Linked DNA regions of Homo sapiens: region 2 is linked to region 1. The links are chromatin contacts, found by Hi-C or POLR2A ChIA-PET in ENCODE. All regions are on one chromosome and are shown on one strand. The core of a region is the stretch at or near the end of the contact, and the rest is flanking DNA. Distances in the headings are between cores, read along the strand shown. Region 1 holds the start of DMAC1 (distal membrane arm assembly component 1). Region 2 overlaps LOC105375971 (a long non-coding RNA gene).

Region 1 (5,079 bases), core at 2,580-5,079:
TATATATAAATAGAGAGCATCTTTGAAGTTAAGCAGTAGGCCAACCCAGTATTCTCACTACTTTATTTTATCCTCATATATCCATATCTTTATTTTTTCCTTTTTTTAGCCTTCCTAAAAATCACATCGCATTTCAGAACATGGAATAGAATGTGTTTATCTTGTTAATTTTTAAAGGCAATCTAAAGGAAAAAAGTTTAAATCCAAAGTTATCCCTATATTCACCCATCTCCTCTAAGAGAAACAAACTCAAAACTCTAAATGTCATTATTTCTTGCTAGTAATTCTCTGAGAACCACCCAACATAAGAAATATGTACTCAAAACCCAAAGAAAATGAAAGGTGATATGAGTTGGGAGTTGATGATACAGAAGTTTAATTGCAAAGACAGTATCATAAGTAAAACATCATTCTTAAGAGATAAGAAAGTAAACCGGCAAAAACAGATTCTGTATCAATTCCTCATATCTATTAGCCTGATTTTGGGGTTGAATTTTTCCAAGGCTCTCAAAAAAACAATGCCATGACTATGACATAATTCAGACCATGTCTTTAAGAAAGAAGCTAAAGAGAAATAAAAAGTATTTATCCAGGTAATTCAAACCAATTTTTAACATCTTGATCACATTTGTGTAGTCTCTTCACAATATGTACAGGTAGTGTTTAAGATATTTGACTGTATCCACAGACACTGGTTTCAACTGTGGCTATGGCAGTTAGCCAGTTTTGTCATATGTTGGGAAAACTTCATCTGCCATGTTGAGTCATGAAGATTAAATGGCATCATGCAGTTAGTTGCTTAGCAAAGGACAGGCATGTCTTATTTCACTATGCTTCACTTTACTGTAAATGGCAGATATTGTATATTTTACAAATAGAAAGTTATGTGGCAACCCTGTGTAGAGCAAGCCTATTAGCATAATTTTTCAAACAGTATGTGCTCACTCATGTCTGTATCACATTTTGGTAATTCTTGTAATATTTCAAACTTTTCCATTACTATTATATCTGTTATGGTGATCTGTGATCAGTGATATTTGATGTTACTATTGGAATAATTTTAGGGCAGAATGAACCACACCCATAGAAGATGGTGAACTTAATAAAAATGTGTGTTTTGACTGCTCCACCCACCAACCATTGCCCTCTCTACTTCTCCTCTGCATTTGCTGAGATGCAAAAATATTGAAATTAGGCCAACTAATAACATGACAATGGCCTCTAAGTGTTCAAGTGAAAGGAAGAGTCAAACTTCTCTCAACTTAAGTCAAAATGCAGAAATGATTATTACTAAGGAAGGCATGTCGAAAACTGGGATAGGCCGGAATGTAGGCCAAACAGCCAAGTTGTAAATACAAAGAAAAAGGAAGTTAAAAGTGCTACTCTAGTGAACACACCAATGATTAGAAAGTAAAACAGCCATATTGCTGATATGGAAAAAGTTTCAGTCATCCGGATAGAAGATCAAATCAGCCACAACATTCCCTTAAATCAAAGCCTAATCCAGAGCAAGACCTCAACTCTCCTTAATTCTACGAAGGCTGAGGGAGGTGAGAAAGCTGCAGAAGAAAAGTTGGAAGTTAGTAGACATTGGTTCATGTGGTTAAAAAAAAATAAGCTGTCTTCATAACATAAAAGTGCAAGGTGAAGCAGCAAGTGCTGATGTAAAAGCTGCAGCAAGTTATCAAAGAGATGTAGCTTAGATAATTGATAACAGATAATCAGTATAGATGAAGCAGCATTCTATTAATAAAAGATGCCATCTAAGACTTTCATAACTAGAGAGGACAAGTCAATGCTTGGTTTCACGCTTCAAATCTGACTTTCTTGTTAGAATCTAATATAGCTGATGACTTTAAATTGAAGCCAGTCCTCATTTACCTTTCTGGAAATCCTAGCATCCTTAAGAATTATGCTAAGGATACTCTGCCTGTGCTTTATAATTTGAACAACAAAGCCTGATGACAGCACATCTGTTTACAGCATGGTTTACTGAATATTTTAAGTTCATTGTTGAGACTTCTTGCTCAGAAAAAAGATTCCTTTCAAAATATTACTGCTCATTGACAATGTACCTAGTTACTCAAGAGCTTTAATGGAAATGTACAAAGAGATTAGCATTTTCATAACTGCTAACACAACATCCATTCTGCAGCCTATAGATAAAGAAGTAATTCTGACTTTCAAGTTTTATTATATAAGAGATACATTTTGTAAGGCTCTTGCAGCCTTACAATCAGAGATAATGATTTCTCTGATGAATCTGGTTAAAGTAAATTGAAAACCTTCTGGGAAAGATTCACCATTCTGATGCCATTAAGAATATCTGTGACTCATGGGAGGAGATCAAAATATCCCTAACTGGATATTGGAAGAAATTGATTCCAATCTTTATGAACAACTAAGAAGGGTTCAAGATTTCAGATGAGGGAAGTAACAGCAGATGTGGTGGAAATAGCAAGAGAACTAGAATTAGAAGTGGAGCCTGATGATGTGACTGAATTGCCACAATCTCATGATAAAACTTGAACAGATGAGGGGTTACTTCCTATGGATGAAGAAAGTGGTTTTTTGAGACGGAATCTACTCCTGGTGAAGATGCTATGAACATTGTCAAAATGTTGGATAAAGGGCTCCAATTTTGAAAGACGTTATATAGTGGTTATTAAAATGCTATAAAACGGCATTGCATGTTGCAAAAAAATCTTTCGTAAAAGGAAGAGTCAATTCTTGCAGAAAATTTCATTATTGTCTTATTTTAAGAAATTGGCACAGTTACCCCAACCTTCAGCAACCACTACCTTGATCAGTCAGCAGCCATCACCATCAAGGCCAGACCCTCCACCAGCAAAAAGATTAGAAGTGGCCAGGTGCGGTGGCTCATGCCTGTAATCCCAGCACTTTGAGAGGCCAAGGCAGGTGGATTACCTGAGGTCAGGAGTTTGAGAATAGCCTAGCCAACATGGTGAAACCCCGTCTCTACTAAAAATACAAAAAAATTAGCCAGGCGTGGTGGCAGGCATCTGTAATCCAAGCTACTCGAGAGGCTGAGGCAGGAGAATCACTTGAACCCGGGAGGCGGAAGTTGCAGTGAGCCGAGATTGTGCCATTGCACTGGGCAGTCTGGGCAACAAGAGCAAAACTCCACCTCAAAAAAAAAAAAAAAAAAAAGATTAGGATTTACTGAAGGCTAAGGTAATCGTTACCATTTTTTGGGCAAGATGTTTTTTAAATTAAGATATATATACTGTTTTTTAGACACAATGCTACTGCACATTTAATAGACTACAGTATAAACAACTTTTATATGCACGGAGAAACCAAAAAAAAATTGCATGGCTTGCTTTATCGAGATATTTGCTGTATTGTGTTGGTCTAGAACCAAACCTGCAATCGCTATGGTATGTCTGTATCTAGCACATGATTATGCACATATAAAACCCAACTCCTTGATTCACAGGCCTCTGGATAGGAGATATGACATGCCCAAGGTCTCGCAGTTCATGTGAGGCAGGAAACTTAAGAGAGCCAGACTTCTTTAAGGAGACTGAAAGGTGATTCATTTAGTGAGTAGCGATTACAGAATTTCTAAAACAGTGGGGGCGGGGGGGGCGGCGGGGAGGAGGGCTGGAATTGTCCTCCAGCGCATACAAGGTTGTTGCTGCCAGAGAAATCCAGCAGGAAAGAGCAGCATTCTTTCACCTTTTCCGCCTCTGAAGCGGAGGAGAACTTCATTTCCCAGCAGCCCTTAAGATTCCTCCGCGCACTGCGCTAGCGTCCCGGCATTCTGCTTTCCGGCGCTCTGCCTTCCGGTGCGTCGTTTACGCCAGTTTGAACCAAAGACGCCCAAGGTTGAGGCCGAGTTCCAGAGCATGGGGTCTCGGTTGTCCCAGCCTTTTGAGTCCTATATCACTGCGCCTCCCGGTACCGCCGCCGCGCCCGCCAAACCTGCGCCCCCAGCTACACCCGGAGCGCCGACCTCCCCAGCAGAACACCGCCTGTTGAAGACCTGCTGGAGCTGTCGCGTGCTTTCTGGGTTGGGGCTGATGGGGGCGGGCGGGTACGTGTACTGGGTGGCACGGAAGCCCATGAAGATGGGATACCCCCCGAGTCCATGGACCATTACGCAGATGGTCATCGGCCTCAGTGAGAATCAAGGCACAGCACTTGGGCGGGTTGGGTATCTGCGGGGTAGAGGAAGGAAACGGAGCAGCCACGTGGGCGGGGAGGCGGGGAGGCGGGGTGCTGCCGCTGGTCAGGTGGTGGGGGCACCTCAAACAAGGTGGGAGAGGAAGTTGTTGGAACGCCTTTCTTTTTTTTTTTTTAATTTTAAGTTAGTATTTCTTGAGAACCCTTATTAGACTCAGCCCTTTTAATTCTCAGAATAGCTGTTAGAAGTAGGTATGATTATAGTATTTACTGTGGAGCAAACCGAGGCAACGAGGAGTATTGTGTTCATGGTCAGGAAATGACAGTCACTTGATCCCAGGTATATCAGATCTCAAAGCCCATACTTTTTCTCCAGGTCCTGGAGAAAGCCTGAGCGAGGGCCCTTGACCTTAATTTAAGAAATTTGCCTTGAATCCCAGATCTTTAGACGTGGATTCTAAGCTCACCTACTTGGTACACCTGGGTAATGTGGCCCACAGCCCCGTTCTGTGATCGTCAAGATGTCATCCAATCAAACGTCATGATTTTTTTAGCTTTCAAACCGATTGTCAGTGAATAGAATTTTAGGTTTCTAACTGTCTTACCTTCTTGATCCTGTATAGGTAAATTCTCCTACAGGATATTCTTTTTTTTCCTGATTTTTTTTTCTTTTTCTGTGCTTCACTTGCCTTATAAGAAAGATACAATGGTAATATATCCTCCAGAAGTGTTGTGAGGGTTAAATAAGATGGCGTATATGTGAAACACTTGGTAAATTTAAATGCAGCATAAAGGTAAGGTATTGTTGTTTTTTTTCTAGGCATTGCCACCTGGGGTATCGTTGTCATGGCAGACCCCAAAGGGAAGGCCTACCGCGTTGTTTGAAAGTACCACCAGTGAATCTGTCTTCTGTCTCTGTCCCTTTCCCCG
Region 2 (5,751 bases), core at 2,110-4,609, 140 kb before region 1:
GACCTGGCCCCTAGCAGATGCTCAGTAAATAACAGCTTTTATTTTTCAATCAGCTCATTTTCCCTGAGCTCTGTTATGTATGGCCCTTAGCTAAGTCATATAGGTGGGCCATTTTTGAGGAGGCCTACAGGTAGAGTAGCAATTGACACTAAATGTAATTGCCGAAGATGTGGCAGGTCTGGGGAATGCTATTATTCGAAGAATACTATGACTATGGATTAATAATATAGCTCAACCCCCCCTCCACCGATTTTTCCACTCAGAACAAATCTATAGAATATAGCCATATAACATAGGGCCGAACCGAGAACACCACAGCATGCAGTTCTCTTCAATATACCAACACAATCTTGTGTGTGATAATACCCCTTATGCTCAGGCTGGTAAATTATTTCTAAACTGGAAGTTTGTCACATATTCTTATTGACAGAAAAAGAATAAAAGCAAAGAAAAGCAAAGCAAACAAAAGGTCATAGGAGAAGAGCCTATTGCAAAAAGAATAAAAGTCAGCCCATTGTTGTGGAGCAGAATCCGCAGGGCTATGATATAGGATCACTAGAATGTGGGACTGGCACCTAGAAGAAACCTCCTGCTGCCCCTGCCACAAGCATCAGAGAACCACTGGTTTATCTCTCTGGTTTTTCTTTTCTGGAATCTACGTGTGTTTATCCAGAAGAGCCGGGGGTTGATGATCAAGGAAGCAGCTCCTTAATCAGCCTAAACGGGAGGAGTAAGAGGAAGGATGAACCAGTGAGGCTGATCTGAGCTTAGAGAAAACTCTGAAGGACAAGGCAGGTGTTTTCACGAATGCATTACCCATAAAATCTCAGAGAGGCTGCACCTTGCCCTTGGGAATATTCCAAACCAGATCCTACTGGCATATTCTTCCGGATCACCTAAAGACTTCATATAAGAAACCTTCCCTCTTCACATCAGGTGCTCAATTTTCCTGTTTCTGTCTGAACTTTGCTCATTTAAAAAAAAATACAATAGATTTCACACTAAAGTTTTTATCTTCCTCCAGGGTATTTTTCTTCCATTTACTTGAGGAACGGTGCCCAGAAAATATTTTGAGAATGAAATTATAGCAAGAGTGAAATAACTTACAGAGCCTCAACCTTTTGGGGCATGATTTCATATTACTCATTTATAATAACTTCTGGTGTCTGGGAGTGCTATAGATATTTGTCCTGTTGCGTCATTGTGGGACATCTGAAAAATATTTTACAGGCAGCTTGCAAAGGAAAGACAAGTGATGGAGACAAGGCCATGGAAAGCTACAGCAGGGTCTGCATGGTGATCCCAGCACCTCTGAGCTCTCAGACTCACTTTAGGCAAGTCATTTTACACATCCCCTATCACCCCCTCAGGTTTCTTGCCTGCCAAACAGGGATAATAATATTTTTCTAATTTACCTCTCATGGTTTTCACGAATTTTTTTATAAAACAACATTCATAGGAAGGTGTTTTGAGGAAAAATATAAAGGTACACATAAGTCTTTACTATTTTCAGTCCTCAAGTTCCATTTGGGAACTTATTCCATTAGAATTAAGTTCTAGTTTCCACAGCTATCATCTCCCACTTGCTTTTGCAAAACCAAAATAATTTAAAGAGAGTTATGGGCTGAACTGTGTCCTCCAAAATTCATAGATTGAAACTATAACCCTGCAATGTGACTATATTTGGAGACTAAAAACACCTTTTTGCAACAGCTGGAAATCAAATAAAATACAAACTTCAAAGATACCTTTGTGTCTGTATGTATTGACTCCATTGAGTTAGGTTCTCAGCCTGAGAAAGGTCCTGAAGGCCCTTACTGGGAATGTCCTGACCTGCCACATGTAGCCCAGGCCTCTGGGATTTGGATTCTTAGGAGTTGAGCCAAAGTATAAGGTGACTAGTCTTGGACCTTGAATGGCCCTTACACCATGGAAAAATTTCCCTAGTTGCATTGGAATGCTTGGGCTTTTTACTTTGGTTGAGATTTGAGGTCACACAAATGTCCAATGATAGACGCTAATGTTGAAGTTTTTAAATCTCATTTTATTTTTATATGTTTATTCATTTGTTGTACTTTGTCCAGCTGGATCCAGCTAGACTTGAGGTTCCATGAAACTAACATGTGATTTGCTATAACTGCCTGCCAGGTGATCATTCTTCTAGACTCTATGGGCATGTCTTTGGCCAGAAATAATATTTTAAAATAACCTGCTGTACTCTGTACTCTCTCTCTCTATATATATATACGTATTTTTTTTTTTTTTTGAGGAGGAGGGGGAGGAATGGGACACATTGACATGAATCCCTCAGCAGGTGATTTTGTAAGACTCAGCAGCGTAGCCTGTGCTGTTATCCAGACTAAAGAAAACATCCATTTCACCTTCATCTCTCTGGCTATGCAACCACCCTCAAATCAACGTTACTGAAAGAATTCTTCAAATTAGCACCACAGAAAGGATACTGTTCTGTGTCTGTCAGAGCTGTTTTCTCCCTCCCTTTTCAGCTGTGCTTTTCCACCTGCAGAAAACTCCACCTACTTCCTAAACCTAAAAGCAGGCAGTATGCAGGGAGGCATGCCTTTACTAGCAGGAGGGGTCTGAAAATAGCTGTTTAGCTATAAATTCAGAACCTGGTACACCTGGTGTGAGTGCTGGGCACCTGGGGCCTGACCAAATGGTAGTCCTCTTCTTCCCTCCGCATTCTGGGCCTGGTCCACATGGCCTGGCCTTCTGCCTCAGCTTCCTGCTGGGACTTGAGCCCTTTGCCGAGTCACAGCTCTCTGGACTAAGGCCCTACACGTTGCCTGGCTTCTCAAAGACCTTTCCCTCGGGGAGAATAAACATGCTCCCATAGTCTCTTTTCACTCTTCCTCCTTCCTCAGTGTGGGCAACCATTGCCTTCCTAGCAACTGGCTAGGCTCCTGTGTGAACACAGATACCCAGAGGAATGTCACTGTATTGTAAAGATTGAATATTCAGTGCCAAGTTTGAATACGTCCTGGTGGGGGGATGATGGCTTAGCCAATCAGCTGACATGTGGGACAGGAGCTGAGAAGAACATTCTCATCCCCAAAAATTGTATATAGCCCTTATCTGCTCCAAACCACATATAGAAGAGAAACCTAAGGCTCAGAGAAAAAGCTGAGGCAAGACACTATGAATCATTCATTACTTATTATTCAATAAATACTGAATATGTAGTAGGTGCAAGATAGGCACTGCTGTGGTTTCTCTTTCATTTGAGAGATTTTCTTGGTTCAACAGAAGTCCCACCCTTCCTGTATAAACAAATCTTAGCATAGCAAAAAATGAGGTTATGACACTGAGTTCTCCCTCTATTAAACCACAGGCTCCACGAGTAAAGACTGTGAAGGAGGAGCAGTGAGATTAGTCTTTTCTTTCAGAATCTGCAGAAGCCACTTCTGCTGCGTGATTAGAGAAGTGAGTTTTTTCTCTAACCTCCTTCCAAACAGTTTCTATGCCCCACAGTTTGTGGATTTTCAATAGGCAAGGGATGGGGGTGCAAACTCATAACTGGAAAGTCTGACGGGAAACGTGTATGAAAGAAAATATGAAACATGCAAACCTGAGGAAAAAGAAATCCTTTATCTAGTGAAGTCTTTAGTAACCATATTTCAAGAACTCTGATATTGTCCAGGCTTCTAATGAATGGCCTTCTGGCAATTCTTAAATCTAGAGCTTTGGTTTTCTTGTTGTTGTTGTGAATCCACATACCCCAGTCTCCACAAGATTCCATGGGGGGCTTAAAACAATAATCCTTAAACAATGCTATGAAAGATTATGCAGTCATGAGAAAATGATGTCTGGCAGCGTGTAGCTTACTCCAACAGGGCTTTCCATTTATTATAATAAAATAGCCTCTGTACTACCTGTCTGTCCATTCTCACACTGAAGGTTCCTTTTACTTGTGAAATGATTGGGGCGCAATAGAGGCCGAGTCCAGAGGCCTCACTCAGTCTCCTCTGAGAGGACAAGAACTGTTTTTTCATCTACCTCTGGTCTCTGTGCAGATAAGTAAGTTGCTTTCTCTGTATTTGAATTTCACTGAAACCATTGCTTAGCGGCAGCAACAATAAAAAGACTTCCTTTAAAAAATATATACATATATGTGTATGTTTGCATATGTAGATACAGATATATATACATACAGGCATGTGTATCTTCAAAGGTAAAAAAATCCATTTATGGCCGGGCGCGGTGCTCACGCCTGTAATCCCGGCACTTTGGGAGGCCGAGGCTGGCGGATCACGAGGTCAGGAGATCGAGACCATCCTGGCTAACACGGTGAAACCCCGTCTCTACTAAAAATACAAAAAATTAGCCGGGTGTGGTGACGGGCGCCTGTAGTCCCAGCTACTCGGGAGGCTGAGGCAGGAGAATGACGTGAACCCGGGAGGCGGAGCTTGTGGTGAGCCGAGATCGCGCCACTGCACTCCAGCCTGGGTGACAGAGTGAGACTCCGTCTCAAAAAAAAAAAAAAAAAAAAAAAAAAAAAAATTCCATTTGTTATTGCATTAGTTAATATTTAGACTATGAAAAATAGTTTAATAAGAATAATAACAAACATTTTTTAACGTATCTATGCCAGGTGCCTTGTTGGTTGCTTGATCATAGTAACACTACGGCAGCCATTATTAATATTCTCATTTTACATAGTAGCACATAAAAGGTATAAAACGGGACAAAAACCATCATCCTTCATGAAATTTAAAATTTTCCCCTAGGTGTTTTTTTAAGTCATATTTCAAAAAGATAAGAAAAATGGAACATCTGCTCAGTGAAACTTCAGGCAGAAAACGATGAACTCTTAGATTAAGCCAATTGTCCATAGGCAGTTTCTCTTGGCTTTCCTTAATAATTTAGGAATAATGTTTCCTTCTTCTTATGAAGTGATTTTGGCATCTTTGATTTGTATTACTTCGGAAAGAGCAAAGTTGGTTAATTAAAATCATAAACCTAGATGAGCTAGGTTAGGATTCTACTCTGCTAATAACTTTAATATTTCATGGTGTCTTAGCCTATCTAATAATGAGAAAGTGACTACTTTATCTTTCAAATATTTTCATTTACTTTCTTATGAGCAGCACAGCTGAAAGTTTTGTTTTGTTTTAAATGAGAAAAAAAGTATTTGTGACAATAAAAAAGCAATCATGTTTCTGGATATGTAAACATGAAATCTATAAAACAAATGTTTTGCTAAAATATGTCTTCTTTTATCACTGATTTATCTGACAGCAAAAATTGTTTTCCTGGGGAACAAAAGATTTTGTGGAGGAAAGTTTGTGTCCTAAAACAGGTTGATTATACAAACAATATATTGTAGAGTCAAGAATGAGAACCCATTTCTCTATCCAAATCAGAGATGCTTAGGTTTAAATGCTTCATTGAAATTGTCTTTGTGTTGATAGTTTAGCCACCATGCCTATCCCCTTGCCAATAATACACATTCATAAATCAGTCAGGTTTCTGTTGGATTGAAATATTGACACTTTGGCCAGAGGAAGAAAAACATGGTCAAACCAATTTGATGTCTTTGAGTCTGATTTCAGCGAATTTGATGGATCTGGCTCAAAAATATTTGTAAGTTTTAATAAGCTGCATTTAATTTTCCCCACCTCTAAACTGAGCAAGAGAGAAAATCTTAATATATAATAATAACAACCAAAATTCTCATGAAAACCTTTTTCTGTTCATTCAACCCAGAAGAAAAGGAAACTTTAATGAATGCCA

Evidence for each region. Hi-C counts contacts between places; a loop is a spot of excess contacts on that map. ChIA-PET counts read pairs that join two places held with the same protein, here RNA polymerase II (POLR2A). Pooled maps may share reads with other maps.
Region 2: a map of CD8-positive, alpha-beta T cell shows a loop between it and region 1 (6-fold over the local background). The contact joins the enhancer-like site here to the promoter of DMAC1 in region 1. A Hi-C loop is called at or near these places in 7 of 168 maps with a recorded cell type or tissue (CD4-positive, alpha-beta T cell, CD4-positive, alpha-beta memory T cell, CD8-positive, alpha-beta T cell and 1 more) and 12 of 50 pooled maps. POLR2A ChIA-PET finds 5 or more read pairs at or near these places in 4 of 52 experiments (CD4-positive, alpha-beta T cell, GM12878, activated CD4-positive, alpha-beta memory T cell and 1 more).

Annotation. Positions count from the first base shown.
Region 1 is chr9:7,798,528-7,803,606 of GRCh38, reverse strand. DMAC1 (distal membrane arm assembly component 1) reads left to right here and starts at 3,829. Exons shown (of 2, transcript NM_033428.3): 1 at 3,829-4,146; 2 at 4,970-5,079. The coding sequence starts at 3,873. The coding sequence ends at 5,034. RefSeq lists an enhancer at 3,519-4,065.
Region 2 is chr9:7,933,384-7,939,134 of GRCh38, reverse strand. The region is part of intron 2 of LOC105375971 (a long non-coding RNA gene); the gene reads left to right. Among named protein-coding and RNA genes, the nearest start is that of DMAC1, 140 kb to the right of the region's middle. Within about 2 kb of position 3,359, at least 3 of the 41 ENCODE cell types and tissues checked have a DNase peak (open chromatin) inside an H3K27ac peak, as active enhancers do; they include CD8-positive, alpha-beta T cell, where a contact is called at or near this core.